2 separate regions of the Homo sapiens genome follow, and region 2 is linked to region 1. A link is an interaction called in ENCODE POLR2A ChIA-PET data of the cell type or tissue named here. Cell type or tissue: Caco-2. All regions are shown on one strand. Each heading gives the region's core, and the rest is flanking DNA. Links, peaks and the distances in the headings are about the cores only.

What was found. Peaks named below come from ENCODE experiments on the same cell type or tissue, not always from the same donor. Only the 100,000 strongest peaks of a DNase experiment are listed, where the experiment ranks them.
Region 2: POLR2A ChIA-PET joins it to region 1 with 5 read pairs; 3 of 35 experiments call an interaction of 5 or more read pairs at or near these places.

What each region holds. Positions count from the first base shown.
Region 1 is chr13:110,568,412-110,576,160 of GRCh38, forward strand. No RefSeq gene overlaps it. Among named protein-coding and RNA genes, the nearest start is that of RAB20, 11 kb to the left of the region's middle. In Caco-2, for the core only: no CTCF peak of the experiment used is centred there; a DNase peak (open chromatin) is centred at 3,491.
Region 2 is chr13:110,473,456-110,481,204 of GRCh38, forward strand. It overlaps COL4A2 (collagen type IV alpha 2 chain), which reads left to right. Exons shown (of 48, transcript NM_001846.4): 30 at 4,548-4,709; 31 at 6,765-6,935. Among named protein-coding and RNA genes, the nearest start is that of COL4A2-AS2, 14 kb to the left of the region's middle. RefSeq lists enhancers at 1-83, 1,239-1,877, 2,448-2,557. In Caco-2, for the core only: no CTCF peak of the experiment used is centred there; no DNase peak of the experiment used is centred there.

The DNA of each region.
Region 1 (7,749 bases), core at 1,036-6,035:
GCTCTGCCCATCCCAAAAGTGAGTGGTGCCTGAAGGAATTCTGAGCCCCTCTGTGAGAGGAAGCGCGTCTGTCTTTTCTTTACGACCCCGGCACTGAGCACAGGGCTTGGAATACTATAAGAAATAAACACATCTTTTAAAAATAGTGAAAAACGGAGAGAACATAATCAAATGCCCATGTTATTATTCACGGCACGAGTGTCTTAGAGAATACAGGTGTTTAGGGCTGAAGTGAGTCCCCCTGAGATTCATGCTGAATCTCTAACCCTCAGCACCACACACTGAGCCTGAGCTTGAAGAGGGGGCCTTGAAAGGGTGATTAAGTTAAAATTAGGTCACTGGAGAGAGTCCTAATCTAATGTGACTGGTGTCTTTATAAGAAGTAATTAGGACACAGACACATGGACCAAGGGGCAGCCATGTGAGGCCTCACATGGGTGGGAAGGTGAACCCAGCCCGGCCGACACCTTGATCTTGGACTTCCAGCCTCCAGAACGGTGAGAAAACAAACATCTGTTGTTGAAGCTGATATAAGAGTTAAGAAGAAATCACTTAGGCAGATAGTAAGGGTGTGAGTGTCCTCAATAAGGCTTTTATTTTTCATGAAAAGCAGCCCCAGATCATTTTCTAACAAAGAGCATCCTGTAAAGTGGAGCTGCAGACATGGACAAGCAGGCTGGGAGCTTGCACGGGTGAATGCCAGCGGGAACTAGGGTCTAGAAACGTTCAAGATGGCGGCTGCATCTTCCCTTCTCTGCCAGCCACGTGTAATGTAAGGAGCAGAAAAAATGGCACCGATGGCCCATCAACTCAAAAGCCCATTTGCATAATAAGATTAGGGTGGGGTGACCAGCCTTCCTGGTATGCTATGTAAACGCCATACGTGATCAAACCAATTTGTGAGTCCTATGTAAATCAGACACTGCCTCCTCAAACTGGACTATAAAACCGGGCGCATTCACCACCAGCCAGTCTTTTCCGATTGGAGACCCCTTTCTCTATGGAGAGAGCTGTTTCTCTTTCTCTTCTCTTCTGCCTATTAAACCTCCCCTCCTAAACTCCTCGTGTGCGTCCGTGTCCTAAACTTTCCTGGTGCGCGACAACGAACCCCAGGGTATATACCCCGACAACGTAGCTGCTTCAAAGCCACCAGGTCTGGATGCTTTGTTGTGGCAGCACAGGAGGACTAGGGGGAAAAGAGGCCTCTGTTCTTGTTCCCAAGGAACAAGAATGGATGGAATGGCCATCCGTTTGTGGGGAATCAAACATAAAGACCCACATGCATCATGAGACAGATGTGTGGACAAGCCTCGAGACATAATAGGCATTGCGTGTGGTCCACACTGCCAAGGGCTGGAGTCAGGGAAAAGGGAGAGGGGGTGGACAACGTTCTCAGCACCCAGTTATGCTCAATAAATATCTGTAGCCTGAATGAGTCTGAAAACTTGAGCTGGAGTCAGTGAGGAATACAAAATCAAGAGATGTAAAGAGGAAGAAGTGTTCGAGCACCTTGGCTCACGCCTGTAATCCCAGTACTTGGGAAGGCCGAGGCTGGTGGATCATCTGATGTCAGGAGATCAAGACCAGCCTGGCCAACATGGTGAAACCCTCTCTCTACTAAAAGTACAAAAATTAGCTGGGCATGGTTGTGGGTGCCTGTAGTCCCAGCTACTCAGGAGGCTGAGACAGGAGAATCGCTTGAACCAGGGAGGCGGAGACTGAGTAAGCTGAGATCGCGCTACTGCATTCCAGCCTGGGTGAGGCAGAGTTAGACTCCGTCTCAAAAAAAAAAGTAAGAAGTGAAATATTTCAAGGCGGGCACATCCACAAAACACCAGAAAAGGCAATGCTTTCACAGAGAAGACAAACCATCTTCTTTTCTCTCCTCGGTCAGAGACCATCTGATGCTCTAGACAGTGGCTGCAGTACTGGCAAGACAGGCAAGTCAAGGAGGTAACATGGACGAATTTGCACAACTTAGAAAAGACCTGTAGGTATAATGTTAAAAACATTCAGCCCGGCGTGGCGGCCTGAGCTACTCTGGAGGCTGAGGTGAAAGGATTGCTTGAGCCCAGGAGTTCAGCTGCAGTGAGTTATGATCATGCCAATGAATAGCCACTGCACTCCAGCCTGGGCAACATAGTGAGACTGCAGCTCTAAATAGTTTTTTTTAAACTTTTTTTTTTTTTTTTTTGGAGACAAGGTCTGGCTCTATTGCCCAGGCTGGAGTGCAGAGGCATGATCTCTGCTCACTGAAACCTCTGCCTCCCAGGCTGAAACCATCCCCCACCTCAGCCTCACAAGTAGTGTGGACTACAGGTGTACACCACACCTGGCTAATTTTTGTTTTTTGTTTTTTGGTTTTTGTTTTGTAGAGACGGGATTTCTTCATGTTGCCCAGGCTGGTCTTGAACTCCTGGGCTCGAGAGATCTTCCTGCCTCCGTCTCCCAAAGTGCTGGGATTACAGGTTTGCACCACTGTGTCCGGCCAGCAAGTACTTTGGAATAGTTCCTTATTCCGTCTGCAAAGGACGGTTCCTAGGGCTTAGCAAGGGGAATTTGAACTGTTAAAGGAAAAACCTAAGCCTAAAGTATTAAACTATGGGGAAGGGCCAGGTGCAGTGGCTCACACCTGTAATCCTAGAACTTTGGGAGGCCGAGGCGGGCGGATTACCAAGGTGTGCCTATAATCCCAGCTACTCTGCAGGCTGCGGCAGGAGAATCGCTTGGATCCGGGAGGCAGAGGTTGCAGTTAGCAGGCCGTTAGGAAAGGTATTTGAGTCCTGTGACTTTCCACTATCCAGCAAATCACATCTGGTAGCTGTTATTCTCCTTATTAAACACAGATATCCATGTAGATAAGCATAATCTTCCCTTCATGCTTTTCCTTTCCTTCATTCATTTCCTTCATTCAGAGCCGAGATCGTGCCACTGCACTCCAGGCTGGGTGGCAGAGCAAGACTCCGACTAAAAAAAAAATGAAAATAATAATAAACTATGGGGAAGAATAAAGAAGGAATTGCCTACATTTAGAGGGAGGTAGAAGAACAAAAAGAGGAAAATATATAACTATTTTAAAACCTTTTTAACATAAGTCTTTCAAATCCTAGAAACTTGGGACTTGTGTGAGGGGAGGACCCTTCTCTCACTCTGTTATACTTTCTGAATGTTTTCAAAAGCACTGTAGACACGGTGATGCTTAGAACTGGGGGAGGCCAGGCCTCCTGGAAGAAGTTTGCTGAGGGCCTGTGGATAGAGAAGCAGAAACAGGAACACAGCCTGGGGCAAACATCGTGCGGATGATGGGCATCTCAAACACTGGAAATAAATGAGGCTGCGGGAGCAAAATTGCTGGTTCCCCTGCTGAGCACACCTGCCCTGCTTGGAACAAGAGCAAAGATGTCTGGTGGGGGAGCCGATGTGAGATGGATGGATAGACAGGGCCCCCAGCCTGGGGGATGGGACCAGGGACCATTTGTGAGATAAACCCAGGTATTAGCCCAGGGCAGAGGCTCCCAGCTGACCTTAAAACAGAGGCAGCCCAGCTCCACCCAGCACTTCTTCAGCAGGCCTGGGCTGGGGGTCAGAGAACTCGCATTTCTAAGATGTTCTCAGACTGAGGGACCCAGTGGAAAAGCGTCCTGATTACTGGGTTATAAACACCTGAAGAGTTCTGAAAGAAATGGGCCACACCCTCAGGATCCAAAGTCTTAAAGGAAAGCTGAAGAGGTGTCCTGTGAGTTCAGGGGCACCCCGGTGAAGCCTGGGGCTTAGAAAGAAAAGAAGTGTTTATACCAGGAGAGCAGAGAGCAAGGAGCAGGGAGGGGCCAGGGCAGCCCCCAAACCGGAGCCCGAGGCCGGACCCTGCCTCTGACGAGGAGCATGCCCGGCCACCATGCTGACCCCTGCATCCTTCTTTCTTTGTCCCTTGAAGCCCCTCAAAGTCCTTCCTGAGACACATCCCCTCCCAAGGCACACCCTGGAGGGTCTCAAGACTTGAAAATCAGTCAAGAAGCAGGCAAGGAGTGAGCTGATCACTGTAGTTAAAGAGACGGCACCAAAGACATTGTACAAAAGAGGGCAGGAAGATGTCCATGTGTCTGCACCAGACCTTCTGCGCCAGTGAGGGATGCTGCAGGCAAAGGCAGGGCAGATGGCAAGAGGGTCCCTACCCAGCCGCAGCACCCGGCAATGCCCACCAGAGCCGACCCCCTGCCCGTGTTCTGTGAGTCCACGTCGTCTGCATCAGGGTGCTGATGGCAAAGCCTCCGGGTGTCCCTCCGTTGCAGGGTCTACTCCTGCAGTGTGGACAGCAGAGACGGAGGAAGTTCTCCCAAGTGCGGGGAGGTAGGCTCTGTGGGAAGCCCTTCACTCAAAGGCACACTCATGGTTTTGTTACCAGAGCAGCTGAAGAATTCAAAGTAGCTTCTGAGAACTCTAACTGTCTGGACCATGCTATAGTAAGGGCTAAGCTAACTTAAGAGCCATCCAAAAAAAAAAAAAAAAGAAGAAGTGAAAAGGTGATTGATGTCAGATGTAAACCCAAGAGGGTAACACAGCAATGCTGAGACATCCGAAACAACTTCCTATTAGCTGTCCAGGACCTTAACCCAGGTCTTAAGGGATCCTGTCTTTTTTAGTCTAAGGCAGTTGAATACTAAATTATTAAAACAGGTCTTATTTTATGACCCTAATCATCGACAAGAGGCGCCTTTTGTTGTTGTTGACACAGAGTCTGGCTCTGTAGCCCAGGCTGGAGTGCAGGGGCGCATCTCGGCTCACTGCAACCTCCACCTCCCAGGTTCAAGTGATTCTCCTGCCTCAGCCTCCAGAGTAGCTGGGGTTACAGGCACACGCCACCATGCCCAGCTAATTTTTGTATTTTTAGTAGAGACGGGGCTCCATCACATTGGCCAGGCTGGTCTCGAACCCTGACCTTAAGTAATCCATCCACCTCGGTCTCCCAAAGTTCTGGGATTACAGGTGTGAGCCACCGTGCCTGGCCGACGAGGCACTTTTCCCTCAAGTTAACAAAAGGAAAAGAGAAAAGAGAAACCTTCTGAAGACAAACAATAGATAATTGGGTGAAAGATGGATGAATTCTCCCCACGTCTGTAACTCCTAAGAAACAGAGGCCCTATGTTCTGCATGAGGACATATCCGTTGTTCACAATCCCCACACTCAGCTGAAAACCACAAACCCACCCAGAGGGATTGCCTTTCTTCTTCTCCATTTGGGTACTTGCTCTCCAGCTGAATTCCACTTTAATTTCATCAGTGAAGGTCAGTTCAATTGGATAGACTGCAAGCTCTTTTCAGAATGTAAGGGAGGATTACTCTGTGAGAGATCTAATCATTTATTTTTAAAATACAGCACTTGACTAAGAAAAATTTCCTCTGCAATTAGGATTTTACCCACTTCTATGCGATGCACCGTATGTCATTTTCTAGAGTGGATCTAAAGTGCTGGAAGAAAAGAAACAAGAGTCACATCCACTTAAAAAGCCATATAAAAATTAAATTATGATATGTTCACAACACAAAAGAGTAAGGAAAGAAAATAAAGAACTAAATTTAGTTTCTTTAGAGATAAACACTAAAATGAAATGATAGCACAACTGTAATTGCAAATGAATTTTCATTAAATGGTAGGAAGACTAAATCAGCTAATAGTTCAGAAGCAAAGATGCCCTTTGTTATGGGTTAAATTGTGCCCGCCCCCCCAAAAAAAGATACTTTGAAATCCTACCCACCGTACTTCAGAGTGTGAACTTACTTGGAAATAAGGTTTTTACAGGGCAATCAAGTTAAAATGAGGTCATTAGGGTGGGCTTCAATCCAATAGGCGGGTGCCCTTATTAAAGGGAGGGATTTGGACACAGCCACACTGAGACGAAGATGCCATCTACCAGCCCCAGCACACTGGAGGTGCCGGGAGCGGAAGAGAGGCTGGACAGAGGCTCCCACGCAGCCTCAGGAGGAGCCAACGCTGCTGACACCTCAGACTTCTGTCCTCCAGGGCTGGGAGACAAGGCGTTGACATTGTTCTAAGCCACCCGATTGGTGGTACTGTGTTTCTGCAGCCTCTGAGAACTAACATACCTTTAAAGATCCAGAGGATTTAGTAAAGCATTGTGGCACATACTCAATGTGCACCAAAATTAGTCTTACCTGTTAAAAAAGCCAAAATCCCTCACTAACTGTACGTGGATTCTGAGAAGGCAATAGAAGAGCATATTCACAATGTGAAGTAAGACACATCAGAGTTAGGTTTGTTGCAGATTTTACAAATTTCAAGGACGCTAACCAATCAGCCACTGTAATTTTTCAATCAATTTTAGCAGAGGGGATCTACTCCCATCTCCTAGATAGAGCCACGCAGGTGTCACAGACTAGCTCACACGGCACAGAGACCCCCCCAAAATCTGCAGACAGGAACCACTCCTTAATTAAGATCTGAAGTGACTACTTACACATTAGGAAAAAAAAAAAAAAAAAGACCCAACAATAGCATTGGAAGATACATTCATCAGACCTAATCCTCACAATAGCCTTGGGAAGTAAGCTTTGTCCTCCAGCTTTACAGAAGAAACCGATCGTGAGAGGTGATGTCCCCCACCAAGTACACCAGGCAGGAGCCACAGAGCTGAGCCACGGTTCCCACAGGCTCCACGGGTCCAAGCTGCCCACCAGTACCTGGACAAGGACCCCAGCAGTCCAGAGAGGAAAGAGACAGCACAGTCCTTTATCTTTACTTCCTCAGTGGAATCACCAGGAATTGGTGTGCAAAATCATTCCACATTCTAAGGTGTGCAGTGTGGTTGTGCTGCACACATCCGTGTATTTTCAGATGGCTACAGTGCACTCAGCAAATCCATTATGCTGGACTTAGGGGCATTTTTTCTACTTTTGAGCAAAAAGTGTATCTGGCTTCAACATGACTCAAAACCAGAATTTGAAGCAATGTATCTGCTGCTACTAAATTTAAATCTGCTGCTGCTCTTCACAACCTGCAGGAGAAGGAACGCATTTCTTCGCTGGACAGGATGCCTTCCCCAGGGGCTACCATCTGCCCTTCCAGCCTCTCCCTGACACACATGGAACTTCTGGGTGGCTCCCAAACGCAGGCTGACGTCACCAGATGCTGATTCTGATCCTCACCCTTCCACCCCCCATGTCAGCCCTGACCTCAGAGCCTTGTTGCCCAGCAAGCCACTTCATTCTGTGCAGCCTCTGGGGAAGCTCCGTGGTGACCTCCGCTGGCAGGATCATCTGGCCCTGGCTCCTTTTTCATCCTTCATTGGTTAGCAGGTCAGTTTCTCCCGCTGGATGGAGAACTTCTGCAGAGACGGCCAAGCTGAGCCCTCCCCTCACCGCAGGGAAGAGCTGAGTCAGATGAGAGCAGGGAGGCCAATGTCACTTCCCCAATGTCACCAAACGTCAAATAGAAAAGTTCACCTGGAAGGAAGCAGTGGGGACAAAACCACCACAGGGCGACTTGTGGGCTCACAGACAGAGGCCCCGCTTCCCCAACACAACCACCTCTCTCCTTCCCTCCCTCCCACACACCCCAGAGGTCATCACAGCAGCTGGGCGTCCCGCAGCCCATTTGTCCATCCCCCACCCGCTCTGGGGGACCTGCTCCTACACAGCAGACCCTGAAACCAACATCACCTGCGACTTCGTCGTGGCCCAATCTCGCAGTCGCTTTAGCCTTTCAATCTACTTGTCTTGCACCCTGTTCCCCAC
Region 2 (7,749 bases), core at 581-5,580, 95 kb before region 1:
TGTCTTGGCAGAATCTGTACAGGTGGTATGAAGAAAAGATGGGCCCTGGCCATGCTTAGTCAGAGGTGAAGAAGGAAAATAGAAATAATCTGGAATGCAATTCTATTGGTGTAAAAATTAATACATTTTTTAAAATGTCTTAATGTTGTTTACAGTGTTATCAATGTATCTCTATCAAAGTAGACAGAGCATCCCTGGTTTCATGAGTGACAAGGCACCCGGTGGCTTTAAGGGTTCAACTGATGCCAAATCGGCTTTGGGAACCCGAGCCCCGAGCTTTAATGAAAGATGATGCCATGGACAGCAAATGTTCACACTGGGTGAACCCCAGGCTGGGGATTGCTAGATCATTGCAACCTGCCATTCAGTGTTCCAAATCAAAAATGAGGCTGAGCACAGTGGCTTACACCTGTAATCCCAACACTTTGGGAGGCCAAGGTAAGAGGATTGATTGAGCCGAGGGGTTCAAAACCATCCTGGGCTACATAGGGAGACCCCATTTCTACAAAAAAAAAATAATAATTAACTGGGCATGGTGCTGTGCACCTGTAATCCCAACTACATGGGAAGCTGAGGTGGGAGGATTGCTTGAGCCCAGGAATTGTAGATTGCAGTGAGCTATGATCATTCCACTGCACTCCAGCCTGCGTGACAGAGTGAGACTCTGTCTCAAAAAGAAAAGAAAAGAAAAGAAAATGTGGGTTAAAACTGTGACTCGGTGCATTCACTGTTTATCTGTTGATGGCATTGTCGTTAGTCCCTGCTGCCAACCCCAGCCCGAAGAGGCTTCTCTGTGGTGTGGGAAGCAGGTGTCGCTCCCCTGATTCTGCCATCAGCCCACATCAGGCATCCTAAGCGAGATGGAGGCTAGGCCTCCACTGGCAGGCGAACCCATGAAGCTCAGGAGCATGAATTGGTTTTCGGATGAGCCTGTGAGATTCCTAGCAAGGCCTGGAAGGGTTGGGACCCAGGACAGGGGAGTTTTGATGATGATGAGACTGATCAGTGCCCCCAGCTGTTGATACTAGGGAGCGCCCATGGGTGCCACAGTTCACTGAGAGAGCAAGGAAGAGCCTAAGATGGCCAGAGTGCATGCATGCACACACACACACACACATTCACGGTCACACTCATGCACATGCATGCTCACACATGATCACATACACACATGCAGATACCTACACACGTGCCTATGCATGCTCACACATGATCACACTCCTTACACACGTACCCACACACGTGCCTGTGTACACTCACATGATCACACACGCACGTACCCACACACGTGCCGTGCACACTCACACATCACACACGCACGTACCCACACACGTGCCTGTGTACACTCACACATGATCACACATGCACGTACCCACACACGTGCCTGTGCATGCTCAAACATGATCACACACTCCATACACACACGTACCCACACACGTGCCTATGCACACTCACGATCACACACATGCACATACCCACACACGTGCCTGTGCACACACGATCACACACACGTACATACCCACACACGTGCCTGTGCACACTCACACATGATCGTACACTCATACACACACGTACATACCCACTCGTGCCTATGCACGCTCACACATGATCACACACTCACATACACACACGTGCCTATGCATGCTCACACATACACATCCAACCCTGAACCAAGCCAGCTAGAGCAGGTTGTTGGGTGAAATTACGAGGATGGGGAGGCCTCGTGCTCGGCCATCCAGATCTCCCCTTTCCAGTCCTACTGACTCTCCAGGTCATTTATGGAAGATAAGATGCAAATCAGCGCTGTCTGCAGAAACTGAGGACTCGGCGCTGAGAGGTGGGGCTCTGTGTGTCAGCCTTCCTGGAAGGCACTTAAATGAGTTCACAGAAGGCAAAGTGAAGGACATACGTAGGTGACTCGAGTGTCCACCATCGACCTGTTCTGCAACCCAGCTGTCAAAATCCTGCCCCAAGCTCTTTGACATAAGGGTACTTCTGGTAGAATTTTTTTAAAACTTAATTACTTCCTGCAGGCTTCAGAATGTTTGAGCATGAAAACAAATGGAAGCAGGCTTACTTTCGATGTCTTATTAAGGTCTTTACCATGATCAATGTTACCTTTATGACAAGCTTCATATGCCTTGTTAGGCAGAATGTTTTGGATGGTAAAAATCCTGACTCCCAAAGCATCAACATTCCAAGTAACTACTTCAGTTTCAGTTCCGCTCACCAGTGCTACAGGAGCAGCGTGCAGCGGGTCCTGCTTCCATTCGACTGGCTGTGCAGGACGGCCACAAACACACGCAGGTGCACCCTGCGCTTCTGAGCAGAACTCTCGGAATGAAGTAATGCAGACGTCCACAAATGAGATGTGATTTCACTGAGGGAGGCTGATTTTTAGCAGTTGTTCCTTTTTTAACAGATAGTCTATAAGTGGAAACTGACCTGAAACATTCAGCTCTAAAGAAATAATCACAAAGCACCTCGGTGCCTGATTTTTGCAAGGCAGTCCTTGCCGGAGGATCGGGCATTCGTGCACATTCACCCGGAGACCGTGCTGTCCACTTCCAGAAGGGGAGGAAGGGCAGCGCTCAGAAGCACGCCCAGACTGTCTCCAGCCCTGCTGCCCCCTGCTGAGGCCATCTCGCCTGCTCAGCCCCCAAGTTCCCCCACAGTCCATGTCCCTGGGTTATGAATGTCACCTGGTGTCTGTCAGATCCCCACCCCATTGTTCTTGTCAATGAGCAGGAGTGGGGTGGACCTGCCATCGCTGCGAATCCTTTACAGCCTGCAGTGCTGCCTGCCAACTCTTCACAACCATTAGCACCCACTAACAATCCATTTCCCCTGGAGCTCTTCACTCTAAAGATAGAAGACCAAAAAATAGAAGTGTCCTCATTTCTCACAGTACTACAGGAGGAGGTGAGAACCGATGCATCCGTGCATCTTAGAGAATCTCATTTCAGACCTCGGCTTCGAGTGCGCCTCCTGCTCAGTCAGCCCTCTTCCTCGCTGCAGGTTGACGTGGTCAGACAGTGCGCAGTCAGCAGCCTGACTCTCGGTTCTGGGTTGGTCCAAGACTGACCGGGTCCCTTTTGTCACTGCCCCCTCCTGTGCACCCCCCTGGCTTGTCTGCCTCCCTGTCCTGGACCAGCCCTGCACACCTGCAGGGTGGCTGTGAGGCTACGTGAGTGTGTGGACTGTAAAGTGGTGGCAGGAGTGTGCACCTCCGGTGTTAATAATCGGAGAGCAGCTGCGACAAGCGTCAGGCTCACGAAGAGAGGGGGAAATGCCTGAATATAAGGAGGTCCAGGGAGCTAGTGTTAAAAACTAGAAGAAAACAGATGCCCTTAGTGTCTGACCACTGGGCAGGACAGGATATTCCAAACTTAAAATGAAGAGAAGAAATCACACATGTGCACACACACCCACACACACACCATATGAAGTTTGAATACAAAGGTTAGTATCCTGCATGTGGAAAGCAAAATTAAACTTTGAGCAGCAGAATAAACTTTACAATAGATATGAAGGAAAATTCGTCAGTGTATATGAGGAATACTAAAATCTATCAGGAAAATATAAAACTCCCCAGAGGAAAATAGGAGCAAAGAGGCCGGGCACAGTGGCTCATGCCTGTAATCCCAGCACTTTGGGAGGCCAAGGCGGGCAGATCGCATGAGCTCAGGAGTTTGAAACCAGCCTAGGCAACATGGCAAAACCCTGTCTCCATTTAAAAAAGAAAGAAAGAAAGAAAAGATATGAGCAAAGAACTAAAACTTCACCAAAATCAATAACCAGGAGAAAGAAACGTAGATCATAATGAAGAACAAGCAAGCGGATCCCCCGACACCACGTTTCACTGCATCATGACTGCCAGGGTTCCATTTTGCTTCAGTGCTAACGCTCAGTGCTGGGGAAACACTGGTAGAATAAATGGGTTTAGACTTTCTGAATCAGTGCGATGTATCTTTTAAACAACATTAAATTAGTGTTTGCTTTGATACACGATGTCAGTTTCTCAGGCAGTTTCCTAAAGAAATTACCTACGACATGGACATGGATAAACATAGCAAAAAAAGAAAACTCCCCAACTATTCCTGACAGTGCTGTTTGCAAAAGTGAAAAAAATGGGGAGGATGCGATGGAATACATTCAATGTGTCCAGATGATAGAGTTTTATTCATGTAGTTATTTTAAATGTTTGCAAAGACTATTTTTAAATGTGGCAAAATGTTCAAAATATAATGTCAAGTGAAGAAAACTAGGTTAAAACTATACTTATAGTGCCATGTCAACTCTGCAAATGTCTAGTTATTTATAGGAATAGACAAGGGCAGGAAGGAAATTCCCAGTGGTAGTCATTACCGCTGGGTGATGGTGTGCCTTACCTGATTTTATCCTTTATACTTCTTTGTGTTTTCCTGATTCTCTAGAGTCCAGAAAAGCATGAATTGCTCTTTTTACAGAATGAGTGTGTGGAGGGAGATGCTGTCTGTGATGAACAGTCCAGAGTTGGCCCCCACAGCTCTTGTCTCTGATTCCTGCAGGAAGCCAAGGGATGCCTGGGATGCCAGGGCTGAAGGGCCAGCCAGGCCTCCCAGGACCTTCCGGCCAGCCAGGCCTGTATGGGCCTCCAGGACTGCATGGATTCCCAGGAGCTCCTGGCCAAGAGGGGCCCTTGGGGCTGCCAGGAATCCCAGGCCGTGAAGGTAAGACCCCAGCCCTCCCATAAACGAGTGGGGTCCTCACTGGTCCTGCCAAGAGAATGAGCACTGTCTTCTTGTGGAGCTCTCAAAGTCTGTTCCATGGAACCCCTTAAGAGGTGCAGGGGTTCCCAAACCAGAACATGTATTTCACCTAATAAGGAGACACAAACAGCCTGAGACATCGGCTCATCCTCTGTACCTGTTGTATATATTAAGGATCTAGGGAAGGTCTCATCGGGAAAAAAGAAAAAGAAAGAAATTCCCCCTACAAAAGTTCAGAATCACTGCTCTGATGTGGAGAGGAGAAATGGTTTTATGAAAGTGCAGGGTGTGGGTTGGAAAGGCAGGTGGCTCCGTCAGGGAAACCTGGGGTAGATGGGCTGGAGCAGAGGAGCGGGGAGGGGAGGCTCGGCTGCATGCCCACCACACAGGCCAAGGCAGGTGGCAGAGGTGGCCCAGAAGGCAGGCAGGGCACAGCATCCATGGGCATTGCCCACCACTGCCCAGGCCGCTCTCCCACACTCAGTACAGCCAGTTCCCAGACTCCTACACTTCACGGTCCAGGGAAACTGTCAGTGCTGGTTGGAGGAATCAATGTACTTTCCCCCCTTTTTGTTTTGTCCAGAAAAACAGCTTTTTAAGGAAGTGTTGTATGTCACCAAAGGACACCGTAACTGTAAAGTGGGAAAGACGCAGTTGCTTAATAAGGAGTTGTCTCCATGGAAACTCTCAATCTTACTATAGTTCTCTGGTTTGCCACAGTCAGGCAACAGCTTTGTCCAGGACCTTAGCAGATCTTGGTAGGGAACTGCCACTCCACTTGAAGATACACACTGGCTTCCCCCATGTGGGGCCTCGCCTGTGTCCAAGAGCTGGGGGCTGGACTCAGGTAGGGCCCGCTCCCCTATTGCCGCACTAGCCACTGGCTTCCTGGGGTAGCAAACCTGGACCGGAGGTTCAGGCTCCTATCTCAGTATCGACAGGGCCGTGCTGGTTCTCAACTACTGAGAATCAGCTGAACACAGCGTCGTGTGGTGCTTACGAGACCCATGGGAAAGCCTGTCCTGAACTAAAGCCTACACTTTAGGTGGGGAGAGAGACACACACATTAAAAGGCTCCCACTTGGCCTGGGCAAGCCAGCAGAGTGACAAGGCCACGCGGTCCCCGGTGACCCAGAGGAGGCGGGGACAGGCAGGTCAGAGCAAGCCCAAGGGGAGAAGTACCTGGTGCCAGCGGGGAGAAGGCTGGGACTGGAATGTGGGGTGCTCTCTAGGAAAGGGGGACCACCCCAGCAGAGGCAGAATTGCCCAGGGAACACTTTGGAGCCTGTGATCCCCAAACCGGCTGGGGAAGAGAGCCTGATTTGAGGGGGCTGGGGGTTTAGATAAGAAGATTGAGCCAAAGGTTGGGAGCAGTGAATGCTGGAGCTAAGGAGTTGGAGCCCCGAGGCAGAGGGGGCCTTTGGGAGTTTTTAACAGAGAAATGCATTAAGAAGGGATTTTAGGGACCCAGCAGGCAGCCCTTGGACGGCTTGGAGTCGGGGGAGGCGGGAGGACAGCTGTGGGCGGGAGCTGCCAAGCTCACGACAGTAGCAGTGATGAGATGGGAGCACGGAGACCAGAGAGGGCAGCAGCAGCAAATGGGCAGCTGGAGGGTCCCCCGGGACTAACTCCGGGCTGGAGCCAGTGATGTTCGCGAGGAACAGGCCAGCTCTTGACTAACCCCAGTGACCATGCCCCAGCCAGAGCTGGCAAGGCCCCCACTCACATCAGCATCCACACAGCTTTGTCCCTTGGCTTCTGAAGACTGCAGTGGGAAAGCCATGCTGGCTGGCACCCCGCCAGCACAGCCTCAACCTCCAGATACAGACCTCTCCAGAAAGGCCAGCCCCAGGGTCCCGCTCCGGCCACACTTTGGAAACTCACCCCAACATGGTGGTTTTCCACTTTCCTTCTAAGGAGCTTTTCTTACTGAACACTCAATGCCGTAAAAGCAGAAGAGAAATTTCCCCTGTGTGTGTTTGTCCACCCTGTTTGATTTGCTCCTCTTCCTGACAGGTCTGCCTGGTGATAGAGGGGACCCTGGGGACACAGGCGCTCCTGGCCCTGTGGGCATGAAAGGTCTCTCTGGTGACAGAGGAGATGCTGGCTTCACAGGGGAGCAAGGCCATCCAGGAAGCCCTGGATTTAAAGGAATTGATGGAATGCCTGGGACCCCCGGGCTAAAAGGTAATTGTGTGACTGTGACCAGGGATCCCTTGGCGGGGAGGTTGGGTCTAATCAACTCTGACCTGAGACAGCTCTGCTGGGCGCCTCTGTGGGCCGTGGGGCTGGCCTCACACTTCTGCAGATTGGAGGCCTTGGGACTCTCCTGACCTAGGAGACAGCAGCCTCAGGACAGCTGGTTAATGCTGCTTAGACGCGGGTGGGACCAATGTGCCTCACAAAGCCAGTTTATGAATTTACCAAGACAAACTGCTCCTGCCTGGGAAACATCGTCTTATTGTAAATATCACCATCTGCACAGGGAAATTTGTGGAGAGGTCCACTCAGGGGCCTAGATTCAGATCCAGAGGTTATTTGGTGAATTTGAAACCAAAGCAAAGCAAAGTGGTTGGTTACAGGGATAGGTTTATTTCAGCACAAGCAGGCCAATCTAGAAGCAGAGCCCTCCAGCCCATGAACGTTGCTGGAGACACACTGTTCTTCCATTGCTGGAGACACACAGTTCTGTCCTTCCATTGCTGGAGACACACTGTTCTGTCCCTCCGTTGCTGGAGACACACTGTTCTGTCCCTCCGTTGCTGGAGACACACAGTTCTGTCCTTCCATTGCTGGAGACACACTGTTCTGTCCTTCCGTTGCTGGAGACACACAGTTCTGTCCCTCCATTGCTGGAGACACACTGTTCTGTCCCTCCGTTGCTGGAGACACACTGTTCTGTCCTTCCGTTGCTGGAGACACACAGTTCTGTCCCTCCATTGCTGGAGACACACTGTTCTGTCCCTCCGTTGCTGGAGACACACTGTTCTGTCCCTCCGTT